2 separate regions of the Homo sapiens genome follow, and region 1 is linked to region 2. The links are chromatin contacts, found by Hi-C or POLR2A ChIA-PET in ENCODE. All regions are on one chromosome and are shown on one strand. The core of a region is the stretch at or near the end of the contact, and the rest is flanking DNA. Distances in the headings are between cores, read along the strand shown.

Region 1 (6,751 bases), core at 3,500-5,999, 77 kb after region 2:
CGTGGCTTCAGGAGTTAGATAGCACATATTAACAAAATTATGTTAATAGAGACTACCTGATTTCAGATTTCAATAGGATGGAGCATCCCTAGTCTGAAAATCTGAAATCTGAAACGTTCCAAAGTCCAAAGCTTTCTGGGCACTGACATGACATTCAAAGAAGACCCTCACTGGAGCATTTCGGATTCTGGATTTTTGGATTAGGGATGCTCAACCATTAAATATCTACAAATACTCCAAATCTGAAAAAATTCCAAAATCCAAAACACCTCTAGTCCCAAGCATTTCGGATAAGGACTATTCAAGAAATAACATTCCAACTTGTAGGTTTACAAAGTTGACATTCGTTTGGAACTACTGGCATAAGTGCATGTAAAGACTCCAGACTATAAACCAAACATTTAGGAGGGCTCCAATTACAAAGGAGCCTGGAATTGGCATAATTACAGGCCAAAGTAATGACCGTGGAACACAGGGAGTCCGCCAAAGAAAATGCTCTGTAGAGCCAGCCCACACTTATATATGAACAACCAAAGAGCCAGCAGATTGAAATCCCAGAGTGAAATCATGTATGAATCACGATAGTGCAGCATTCAAATCCAAGCCAGGATGCAGGCAAACTTCAGAGTAGAGGACAAGAGATGAGTCTAGCAGCAAATGAGGCTAACAGCCTAAAGGGCCCTTGTTAGAAAGCAAGAGCACGGTTAGGTGGGGTGGCTCGCACTGTAATCCCAACCCACTTTGGGAGGCTAGGATGGGAGGATCACCTGAAACCAGGAGTTTAAGGCTGCAGTGAGCTATGATTGTGCCACTGTGCTCCAGCCTGCGTAACAGTGCAAGACCCCATCTCTAAAACAAGTAAGTAAAGAAAGAAAGAGCTCAGGCTGGGTGCGGTGGCTCACGCCTGTAATCCCAGCACTTTGGGAGGCTGGGGCAGGGGAATCACCTAAGGTCACAAGTTCAAGACCAGCCTGGCCAGCATGATGAAACCCCATCTCTACTAAAAATACAAAAAATAGCCAGGCATGGTGGCGGGCACCTGTAATCCCAGCTACTTGGGAGGCTGCGGCAGGAGAATTGCTTGAACCAGGAGGCAGAGGCTGCAGTGAGCTGAGACATTGCATTCTGCCTGGGTGACAAGAGCAAAACTCTGTCTAGAAAAAAAAAATAAATAAAAGAAAAGAAAAAAAGAGCTCAGCAAAAAGAGCACTGTAGGGTAGATCACGTGTTAATTAAGCAGTACGGAACAGGGTCTCTGCTTCAGGTTAATCCAGGGTAGGCTCTGGGGACAGATCACCTAAGGCTGCTCTATGAAACTACTGTGAGATGCAGAGAATGTCATGTGGTTAATTCTGGGCACTGTTCATGGGGCAGCAGAGGAGAAGGGGCAGAAGACATTCTTTTGTATTAGTTGCATTTTCTTAGCAAGTAAAAATATATATTTTCAATTTACAAAATGGTTTTTTAAAATCTGAAACACACGGTCAAACTATCATGACTGTATTTTTTTTAGATTAGAAAAAGCTTAGTTTTTTTCCTGATGATTACTGAAGAATGGGATTTCTGCCCATCGGTTCCTAATTTTCCATTGACAGGACTGCTTGCTGCTCCTTTCCCAAAGGTGAAGATTTGGGTTTTAGAGAAATTGTCTTAAATAATTCTTTCTGATAAAACAAAGGAAGAGCTAATTTTGGGCTGAAATCATGCCTGGCATGTGACAGTAAAACCATAAACGTAAATAAGACACTGTCATGGGGGAACGGTAGTGAGGATGAAGGGACCGCGACCATCACTGGAAAGCATGTGAGCCAATGCTACTGGCCACCAGAGACCTGCCCAACGGATCAGAGCACACACAGCAGGTGTAACCCTCACAGCTACCCAGAGGTCAATTCTGTCTGAGCATCAGTAATCCAGGGTCAGGACAGCTTGTTCCTATCAGAAGCAAAAGGGCCACAATCTCATGTTGTCCTTCCCAGCTCAAGTTCCCAGGACAAGTAAGTAGGACAACAGTGAAGGTCTCCAGAGCCCACCAGCTTTTGCTGAGACTGCTAGTCCAAGAGCCCCAGCTGAGTAAATTCTCCAGGAGGAAAATGGCAGAAACTATCAAAGGATAGTCAGTAAACTGGTGGGTCTGTACCTTTTTGGCTTAAATGCTCCAGTAAATAAAGGCAAAATATTTAAAGCCTCATTCTATGCACTGCATTTTTTTTTTTTTTTTTTTTTAGATAGAGGCTGGAGTGCAGTGGTGCAATCTCAGCTCACTATAACCTCCGCCTCCCAGGTTCAAGTGATTCTCCTGCCTCAGCCTCCTGAGTAGCTGGGATTACAGGTGCCCGCCACCACACTAGGCTAATTTTTGTATTTTTAGTAGAGACAGGGTTTCTTCATGTTGTTCAGGATGGTCTTGAACTCCTGACCTCAGGTGATCTGCCTGCCTCGGCCTCCCAAAGTGCTGGGATTACAGGCATGAGCCACCGTGCCCGGCCCTAGGCACTGTATTATATCTGAAAGCTAACAGAACTTGTAAGTTTTGACACAGGACCAAATTAAATGGGTTGGCATGAAAAAACTTCAACTTTGTTGCCTCTTGCTAGTCACAACATCCTATAACTAATACTTTACAAGAGAACCACTGGCCGTAGGCCTGTGAAGACACCTCAGCAGCCACTTTGGGATGTGAGGAAGAGTCAGGGAAGGGAGGGAGGAAATAGATATTCTCACTTAAAGTAGAACAGCTCTGCTTTTATCTGTTTATAAAATAAAGTATTTTAATATGTATTATTAAAATTGACATTAGAATTTTATATAAGACTTCATTTAATAAAAGGGTTTCATTGCTTTTTTGGAAAATCTTTATGCTAAACGATGTTCATTTTATTGACTTATTTATAAGGAAACAACCATTTGTAACTTACCAGATGAAAGGTAAAATCTATTTTCTATCACCTTGGAAAGGCACTATTTCTCTGAGCCTGGATTTGTTTTCTGCCAACAAGTGACGGCACAAGCTCTCTATTACAGAGAGTAAAAAGCCCAGGCAGTCTTTTTCATGGCTGCTCACCATGTAAACATGTCCATAAAGTGTTCTGTGTAGCTAAGTTAGAGGACAAGAAGAAGTACTTTACAAAAATTACATCTTTACATATTTGCGTTTGTATGACATACTTTTTTCTTTTATTCCTGATAATAAAGTTTTACCATTTTATAATTTAAAAATGTAAATATGGAGTTGGGCATGGTGGTTGGGAGGCTGAGACCAGAAGATCGCTTGAGCCCAGGGGTTTGAGACCAGCCTGGGCAACATGCAGAAACCCTGTCTCTACAAATAAAAAATTAGCCAAGCGTGGTAGCACGCACCTGTAATCCCAGCTACTCGGGAGGCTGAGGCAGGAGAATCGCTTGAGCCTGGGAGGTGGAGGCTGCAGTGAGCTGAGACTGTACCACTGCACTCCAGCCTGGGTGACAGAGTGAGGCTCTGTCTCAAAAAAACAAAACACAAAAAAACAAACAAAAAAAAGCAAATATATGTAAAAATAGGAAGTGCGGTTTCCCAAAATGAGGTCTGTAAACAACTGATCTAGAAAATGTTCTGGAAAAAGTAAAAAAGGATCAGGATCTGAGGTCAACTGACCTCTCCCTGCGCTCTGGACAGGCAAACAGGCAAGGTTCCCTCTGAGGCCGTAGCGGCTTCTCGTGGGCGAGTCCCTGTTCGCAGGTGACGTGTGGACCACGCTCTTCCGAAGCGTCTGGCCTGTGTGCTCTCGGGGAGGGGACGCAGGTCAGCCCACCTAGCCGATGGCTAACAAGTCAGTTTGTTTTCTGAACGGAAGCTTAAACCTAGAAAAGTAACTGGGTTGGGGTGGGGGTGTAGCCACATGCAGTAAAAGCACTGCCTGTCTGTATAACAACGACCTGATGAAAAAAGGAACGCGTGAAATGGGGAGTGTTAGGGCGTCACAAACTCCAGTGTGGTTGAAATGAAAGCAGAAAGCAAATGGCAAGCTGGCTTCCCCTTCCAGCTTTTCACAACCCTGCCTTGCTCATGGTCAGCCCCAAGCACGGGCGGAAGAAAGGACTGGAGGGGAGGGAAAGGGGTGGGGAGCGAGGGTACCAGAGGCGTGGGAGGACGGGGACAAAGGGGCAGCAAGGGACCGGCGGAAAGGAAAGTCGGCGTTAGCTGGATTGGAAACAGTCCAGACAGAACGATGGGCTCTGCTGCCTCCGGGTGGGGCACCAAGCGGGGAGCGGGGCCACGAGGCAGGGGACAGTGAAGCACCATGCAGCGCCCACCAGCCGGCAGCGCCCACCAGCCTGCGCTGCGCTGCACATGGTACCCGCGGCCCCAGCTGGCCAGTGTGTGGCGGAGATGAGACCCTCGTGAAGAGACTAAGCGGCCACAGCAGGGGGAAGGGTTGCTCACATAACCCCATACTGCTCACACTACGAGGTTAACTGCCGTGAGATCTGCCTGCAGCCAGCAGAAACCCGTTCTAGGAAAACGTTGCCCAGTGACTTCAGTGAGTGCCACTGACCCGGGCGCCTCCGCCCCGGCGTCCGGCAGCAGCACCGATTGCGCAGGAGGCACCTTGCAAACAACCTTTCCTGATCCGCGCTGCAGTTCCCAGGCCGGTTGCAGCCGTTTCACAGAGACTGCGCACACAAAGCGTCTCCGTGCCCTGCCATTCACCTTTCGACACAGCCGCAACCCCTCTTTTCAGTGTTAAAACCTGGCGCCAAAAGGAACATGCGATGTGACGTGTTACCTCTGCGCATGCGCCGGGCATTCCCAGCGCCCCGAACCTGATGAACGCGCGGTGGGGACCCCAGGCTTCCGTGCTTTCGTTTTCCTGGAAGCTACGTGTCCTCAGTCTACATATTGTTACCTGGAAAATAAAGTTTTCTCCTTTTTTCTTCCTTTGTTAACAGGCAGAAGGTGTAGGCTGCAGGTTTCGGGCCTAAGAGAGGGCATGGCTGGCGACACGGAGTAGACTCCTAGATGACATAACGGAGGCGAGTCTGCACCGGGGACTCGGCATTAGGAGGAGGCAGAGGAAAAGCCCACCACCGTGGCCGAGGGAGATCTAGCAAGCAGCTTGCAGGGGGTGAAGTGTGTGCAAAGCAGGCTGAGACCTGTCCAGTATCGAAACACGCCGCGGTGGTCAAGCAGGCTTTACCATGCTCAGGCGCAGGCTGGTACAAGATTTGCAGCAACAAACACCAAGTGGAGAACTACATGAACACTTTTGATCGCATCCCAGTTTTCAGACAATCTCGGATAATTCTGAAAATGCTTCTTATGCATTATATAAGAGTTTAGGTTATGATTTAACAGACAAGCTTTTTCAGGAGTATTAGGTTATTGGCAGAAGAAGAGACCTACTTAAAGTTTGGATGACTGTATTCCTAAAAGGTTCATACCTCTCAAAATTACCTTAAGATCTCTTCTGGCTCAGAGATTTAAATTTTTATACCCTAAGTCCTTACAACAAGCATTCACTGTTACAACTGATCATTCATTTACTAAGAATCCAGCAGGTTAAAGTAGAATATTTAAGCTTAAAAAAAAAAACAAAAAAACTAGCATTTTAGCTTTGCAATTTTTCTTCATAATAATGAACTGTTATGTATAGGGTTTCTCCTTTTTTTTTCATAAGAAATTACGGGCATGCCCAATTAAGGTAGTATTGAGGTTCTTAAGGTAACAGTACTCAGTCCACAGTGTATAAATTTCTTCTCACTGTAACCTGGCTATGCTGGGGAGTAAATCTCTTATTTATGTTTTTCACAACCATAATATTTAACAATGTCATTTTCATGAGTACATGTGCCAGAATTTAAGAATGTAAAACATTCTGGATTTATAAAAACAAATGAATTATATTTACACTACAGAAAGATTTACTGCAGGATTTTTCTAACCAATAAGCTCCCCTACAGCGTTCCAAGACACAAAGTAATTTACAGTGCATTTGAGTCCAACTTTTTGATCAAGAACACATCTGCTGCACTAAGCAAAGGAGTTGCAGCAACACCAAAATCACACTTGGCTCTCACGGCCAAAATCGCCGTCACCTCCGTATGTTCTCCTTGGTCACTGACTCTCCTTCCTCCAAGCAGACATAGACAGTGGGCACATATTTGACAATCTGTGAAGCATCTGACAAGCACTCATTATGCCATTTGGAGGGTGTACTAACGTAACTAGCATTGTGGCATACAAAGGGCAATTCTAAGGGTGAACAGACTTCGGAGCGTGGAAAAGAACATGACAATGCCACCACCTATTACTGCGGCCCCCACGAGGTGTTGGAAGCTAGGATAAGTGTCTTAAAACACTATCTCATTTAATTTTTAAAATACAACCTTTGAGTAGGTATCATCTCCATTCTACAGATGAGAATTAAGACCCAGAGAAGGCACAAAGAATCCTGGATTTAGGAATAAAAAGATGCAACTTCAAATATTTGCTATCATCAGTCCCCCTGGCATGTCCCTGAATTCTCTGGGCCTCAGTCTTCTGAACCACAAAACGGAGAAAACGCTACCTCTTAACAGTATATGGAGGATTAAAGCACTCTGTGAGCTGGAAAAGGCTATCCTAGTCTACCTAGTTATAAAACAGTATTAGTTAGGTGTTTCCATGGGAAATTTAATCTTTCACTGGAAGTAGGGAATTAGGGAATGTTTAACACAATTCCTGATTATCTCATATCACCCATGGGTCTTTGGAAACAGAAGTCAAGTTTTT
Region 2 (5,986 bases), core at 2,144-4,643:
CTGTATCCCAGCCCTTGGCAACCACTGATTTACTCTCTAGATTTATCTATTCTGGGCATTTTGTATAAATGGATCATGTTACATGTAGTCTTTTATAAGTGTCTTCTTTCACCTATAGTGTTTTCAAGGTTCATCCATGTACATCCATCTATGTTAATATGTATCAGTGTGTCATTCCTTTTTACTGTGGAATAATATTCTATTGTATGACTATATCACATTTTATTCATTCACTAGTTGATTGACATTTGCGTTCTTTCCACTTTTTCACTATTCTGAATAATGCTGCTGTGAACATTCATGGACAGGTTTTTCTTTGGACATATGTTTTCATTTCTTTTGGATATATATGTAGGAGTGAAATTGCTGATCATATGGCAATTCCACATTTAAGCGTATGAGGAACTGCGAGCCTGTTCCAAAACCATCCTACCAGCAGTATATAAGGATTCCAGTTTCTCCATTCTCACTTACACTTATCATCGTTTGTCTTTTTATTTAGGCCTCCTAATGGGTATGGAGTGGTATCTCATTGTGGTTTTGATTTTTATTTCCCTAAAGGCTAATGATGTTGAGCATCTTTTCATATGCTTATTAGCCATTTGTATATCTTCTTTGGAGGAATGTCTACTCAGATCCTTTATTCATTTTTGAATTGAGTTTGTCTTTCTATTATTGACTTATAAGAGTTTTTGGGCCAGGTGCGGTGGCTTACACCTATAAAACCAGCACTTTGAGAGACCAAGGCAGAAAGATCGCTTGAGCCCAGGAGTTTGAAACCAGCCTGGGCAACATGGCAAAATCCCATCTCTACAAAAAGTTAAAAAATTAACCAGGCATGATAGTACGCACCTGTGGTCCCAGCTACTTGGGAGGCTGAGCTGAGAGGGTCACTTGAGCCCAGGGGTTTTGAGGCTACAGTGAGCCAGGATCATGCCATTGCACCCCAGCCTGGGCAACAACAGAGTGAGACCCTGTCTCAAAAGGAAAAAAAAGAAACAAAACAGGGCTGGGCATGATGGCTCACACCTATAATCCCAGCACTTTGGGAGGCTAAGGCAGGAGGATTGCTTGAGCCCAGTAGTTCAAGACCAGCCAGGGCGATGTGATGAGACCCTCACTCGCTACAAAAAAATTAAAAAATTAAATAAATAATTAGGTAGGTATGGGGATACATGCCTGTAGTTCCAGCTACTCAGGAGGCTGAGGTGGGAGGATCACTTGAGACCAGGAAGTTGAGGCTGCAATGAGCCATGATCTTGCCACTGCACTACAGTTTGGGCAACAGAGCAAGACCCTGTCTCAAAAAAACAAAAACAGAGAGTTTTTCTATATTCTGGATACAAGTTGCTTATCAAATATTTGATTTGCACATATTTACTTCCATCTTCCATATTTGTAAATGTATCTCCTGTCTCCATTTTGTGGGTTGCCTTTTCACTTTCCTAATGGTATCATTTGCAGCACAAAAGTTTTTACTTTGAGTACACTAAGTCCAATTTCTCTTATTCTTTTGTTACTTGTGCCTTTGGTGTCATAGCTAAGAAACCCGTCTACTTCAAGCGCACTGCTTACCCATTTAGGTCTGTGATCCATTTCACATTAATTTTTCAAATAGTATGGTATAGTAATTATCTTTTATGCATATTTTCTCTACCAAACTGTGATCTTGAAAGTAAGGACTGTTTTTCATTTTGTTTGTTTTTTGAATGGGGGTCTCATTGTATTGCCAAGGTAGAACTCCTGGGCTCAAGGGATCCTCCTGCCTCAGACTCCTGAGTAGACAAGACTACAAACACATGCCACCAGCCCCAGAAGGGTGGTTTTTAAAATTATCTTTGGTTGACAGCACCTAGCTTAGTATACAAACTAGGAGCTTTGCAAATGTTTATCAAACAGTGTGTGCTTGGCCCCTGAAAAGCTGCATTTAATGAATTGTGTTTTCATGTTCTCTATCAGCCTACATCAGAGGACATCAGGCTCACATTCTGTGAAGTTTGCTGCTTTGTTTACTGCTAGTATGGAGTTGGGGATATTATCCATTCTTTCATGTGACAGATATTTCTTGAATGTTCTCTTAAGTGTCAGGCTCTGTGCTGGTCTTGTGGGGCGTTTCTGCAGCATCCTCTTCTTGAGGCCCTTCTGTCTGCCATCACTTCCAGGGCCTCTCTTGTGCAACTGGTTTGTTTTTATGTTTTATATTGAATTGTACAGTTCATTATATTTTCTCTTTGACCTTGTCTGCCAGAAAGTTTTCATGTTATTTCTAAAGAATGGTTAGGACTGCATGCCATTCATTTTTATATTACTCTCACTCATGGTTTTGTATTGTCATTCCTCTCTCTCTATTCTGTTTTCTTTATCTGCTTAGCATTCTTTTTATTTTGTCTTTTAAATATTTATGTATATATTATCTTTTTTTTTACACCATGGAATACTATGCAGCCATAAAAAATGATGAGTTCATGTCCTTTGTAGGGACATGGATGAAACTGGAAATCATCATTCTCAGTAAACTATCGCAAGAACAAAAAACCAAACACTGCATATTCTCACTCATAGGTGGGAATTGAACAATGAGATCACATGGACACAGGAAGGGGAATATCACACTCTGGGGACTGTTGTGGGGTGGGGGGAGGGGGGAGGGATAGCATTGGGAGATATACCTAATGCTAGATGACGAGTTAGTGGGTGCAGTGCACCAGCATGGCACATGTATACATATGTAACTAACCTGCACAATGTGCACATGTACCCTAAAACTTAAAGTATAATAAAAAAAAATGGCTTTATAAGGAGAAAAAAAAAAGAATGTTTTAATTTCAGTAAGAATGAAACAATAAAACTTTAGAAAATGTAAAAAAAAAAAAATTAAATATTTATGTATATATTATCAAAGGTACCTCAAATATTTATTTTAGAACAACACTGAGGTTTAATAAAAAAGATAAGTTTTTTCCTAATTGAGAAAAAGAAATTGTTTATAGTTATGTCAATAAACTGTAATATAGCAGATACAGTTGTGTATAGCCTATTTGTTTTATGCTAAGTTTGAAAGAAAAACGTTCAGGAGATCATTCTGTCTTCCATGCAGTCAGAAACAAGCTCGTGATAGCTGACCTGTTTAGCATTGTGAGGCAGCTATGGCATTCAGCAGTGGTTAGTACAAACAGAAGATGAACTCATGTGGTATTTTCGTTGCCTGAGCTATATGTGTATGTATGTGCACATATGTTTATAATACTTTGTGCTTCTTGATACTTGAACTCCCTTAGGTACTTGTTGCCAACTAGGTTCTTATGCCTCAGCATAACCTTGTGGTTGCACATAATCTCCCAGCCAAAGGGATGGATCCCAGGTGAGATCATTGGCTCAGAATAGGAGCACAGGATAGGTGAGAAACAAGATTGGCTTGGCTGCCAGCAGCAAGGCATACAAATTCACATTGGTCCTGGTAGAACCGAACCAGGTGGAACACAGGATTCTTAAGTAGAGTAGGCATGGTGGTCACCTCAGTCACAGTAATGACTCAAGAAATTCAGGATCAACAAGGTTGCAGCTAAGAAGATGTGGGAAGAACTGGTTCCTATGTTAAAGGGAACATTACTGAGCTGTTGTTCAATTTTTGCCACCTAAGAACAGTTGTCCTGTGCCAAAATCAACCTTATCCCTGCTGTAGGATTCAGAAATCTTAAAGGACCTTGACTGGTTAGCAAATCTGCCTTTAAAAAACATGAAAACCTTGGTGTCTAAGGCTGAAGAGGGAGTAGTGGTCTCTTAAGTTGATAGAGCTTTTGACCTGAGGGCCATGATTTCCTATGGAATCCATGTAGGTTGACTTTAGTGTCCTTTCTTACAGAGAAGACCTCGAGTTTCTATAGCTGAAATGACCTACGTGTGCTCTAAGCCTAAGCAGGAAGTTCAGGCTGTAGGGAACCTGATAGGAAGTAAAAAATTAAAAGTTTCCCTAAAGCAAATGTGAAGTTAGGATTTCATTAAGCCGTCATTGATAATAGTGAGATTTTAAACTAGAAAATATTTGTTTCCTTTAAATATTGCTTTGATTCACGTTTAAATTAATTATTAGAAATATTAACATAGGGAATGTTTTACTTATAAGTGACTGGTATTTATAAGCATGTGCCCCACCCAAACCCCTTGCTACAATTAAATAGATGATACTTCAAAAAAGACATCAAACCTTTAGAGAATGTGTAGATTCAGAAGTTTCAAACCAGCAACTACATAGGAAGTTGACAAAGAGGGTTAGGTGTCAAGTGGTGCTGTACCAAACCCTCCAGGGGAACGGTAACTAGCATTGTCTCCAAAGAGGTTTTCATTTCTCTTTGTCACACTGCCTGAAATTCTGGCAGGTATCTCAACCCAAATGCCTTTAATGACCAGCAAGAGGATTACATTTATATTTATAAAAGCAAACAAAAACTATTGGCCTTGCCAACTAAAACATGCATACACTCCCTGTAGATTAGAGAATCATTTAGGCTGGAGAGTAAGTGTGAACACTTCTGGGCACGTCGGAGTGGTTCTTCGGGGTGTCTTACTGTAATCAGGTACACGTAGCGGGTAGGATGTGGCTGTCTGGTGTGACTTGGTGTCCCAGGCTTGGCTGGGGGGCATAGTCTGCCACAGGGCGCCAGCTTGGGAGTGTGTTCCACTGAACTTAGGTCATTGTTTAAGCTATGGCACCGTCACAATTCTAGCCTTTCAGTCTCTTTTGTTAAAAAGTATATTTTGCCATTTATTTAAGTACTTTCTAAATGTTTTTAGATCTCAAAGACGGAATTAGATTGGTTCCTTCAAGATTTGGAAAGAGAAATTAAAAAATGGCAACAGGAAAAAAAAGAAATCCAAGAAAGACTAAAATCACTGAAGAAGAAAATTAAAAAGGTTTCAAATGCCAGTGAAATGTAAGTAATGATTGAAAGGCAGTAATTTTTATTTAAAAAAAAATATTGTGGCTTTTGGTTATTTTCACATTTTTGATATTTAATATTAAACTACATCAAGTAAAGTAAAAATGAATACTGTTTTCATTGTTTTGTCTCATTTAAAAAAGTATTCATTGAGTAATTATCTCACCTGAATTTTTTTCTAAACTTAACATTTTTTCAGATAAATTATATAAAAGTGAGAGTAGCATGGAACTGAGAATCCCCAAGGAACTGACTTCCTTCCAGTTTGAACACCATCCCTTTCTCTGGCCCTCTTTTTTCTTATCAGCAAAACATGGGGGCTGGTCTAAAATCTAAGGTTCTTTTCAAAAGTAAGATTCTGTGATGATTATTTATAATTACTTTTATCCTGAATCTATAAATTATTAAAATTTGTCTTGTAGTGTGAACGATTTGATAACATATACAGATCCTAGGAATGATTGTCAGGTGGGCCAAGAGTGTGTTTTAAGATTCTCTGTGATCCATCCCTAACCTCCCTCTGCTCTTAACAGTGATAGGTCAAATTCTTCAGCTTGTTTTCTACCACTGTGTAAGAAAACACCCAAAAGTCAGTTTCTTTATTAGCAGCCATTGTATTTGCTCATGGTCCTGCAATCTGGGCTGAGTTCAGCTGGGCCATTCTTCTGCTGGTCTTGCCAGGAGTCCTCATGTGGCTGAATTTAGCTGGGTGATGACTGGGGGTGGCCTCAGCTGGGATGCTGGGGTGGCTTGGCCTCACTTTCTCTCTGTGTAGCCTCTCTGTGATTTTTATTTATGTGGTCCTTCCATATGATCTCTATTATGATAGCCAGACTTCTTACATGGTAGCTAAGGACTTCAAATGGTGCAGAAGTGGAAGCCACTAGGCCTCCTGAAGGTTCAGGCCCAGAACTGTCACAGCATCATCTCTGCTACCTTTTATTCCTTAAAACAAGTCATAGGCTTGGTCCAGATTCAAGGGCATGAATAATGGGAGGCTGGGTTCACTGGGGGGCCACGCTACACACTCACCTTTCAAGGGCTTTTGT

Evidence for each region. Hi-C counts contacts between places; a loop is a spot of excess contacts on that map. ChIA-PET counts read pairs that join two places held with the same protein, here RNA polymerase II (POLR2A). Pooled maps may share reads with other maps.
Region 1: a loop to region 2 is called in a pooled map, with 2.1 times the contacts of the local background. The contact joins two enhancer-like sites. A Hi-C loop is called at or near these places in 1 of 168 maps with a recorded cell type or tissue (PC-3) and 3 of 50 pooled maps. POLR2A ChIA-PET finds 5 or more read pairs at or near these places in 5 of 52 experiments (GM12878, MCF 10A, activated CD4-positive, alpha-beta T cell and 2 more).

The regions. Positions count from the first base shown.
Region 1 is chr21:37,253,647-37,260,397 of GRCh38, forward strand. All of the region lies in intron 1 of VPS26C (VPS26 endosomal protein sorting factor C), which reads right to left. Among named protein-coding and RNA genes, the nearest start is that of VPS26C, 10 kb to the right of the region's middle. RefSeq lists enhancers at 3,643-3,742, 3,828-4,420, 4,153-4,432, 4,421-5,013. Within about 2 kb of position 4,750, at least 35 of the 41 ENCODE cell types and tissues checked have a DNase peak (open chromatin) inside an H3K27ac peak, as active enhancers do.
Region 2 is chr21:37,177,983-37,183,968 of GRCh38, forward strand. It overlaps TTC3 (tetratricopeptide repeat domain 3), which reads left to right. Exons shown (of 46, transcript NM_001330683.2): 36 at 4,792-4,931. Among named protein-coding and RNA genes, the nearest start is that of TTC3-AS1, 13 kb to the right of the region's middle. Within about 2 kb of position 3,394, at least 2 of the 41 ENCODE cell types and tissues checked have a DNase peak (open chromatin) inside an H3K27ac peak, as active enhancers do.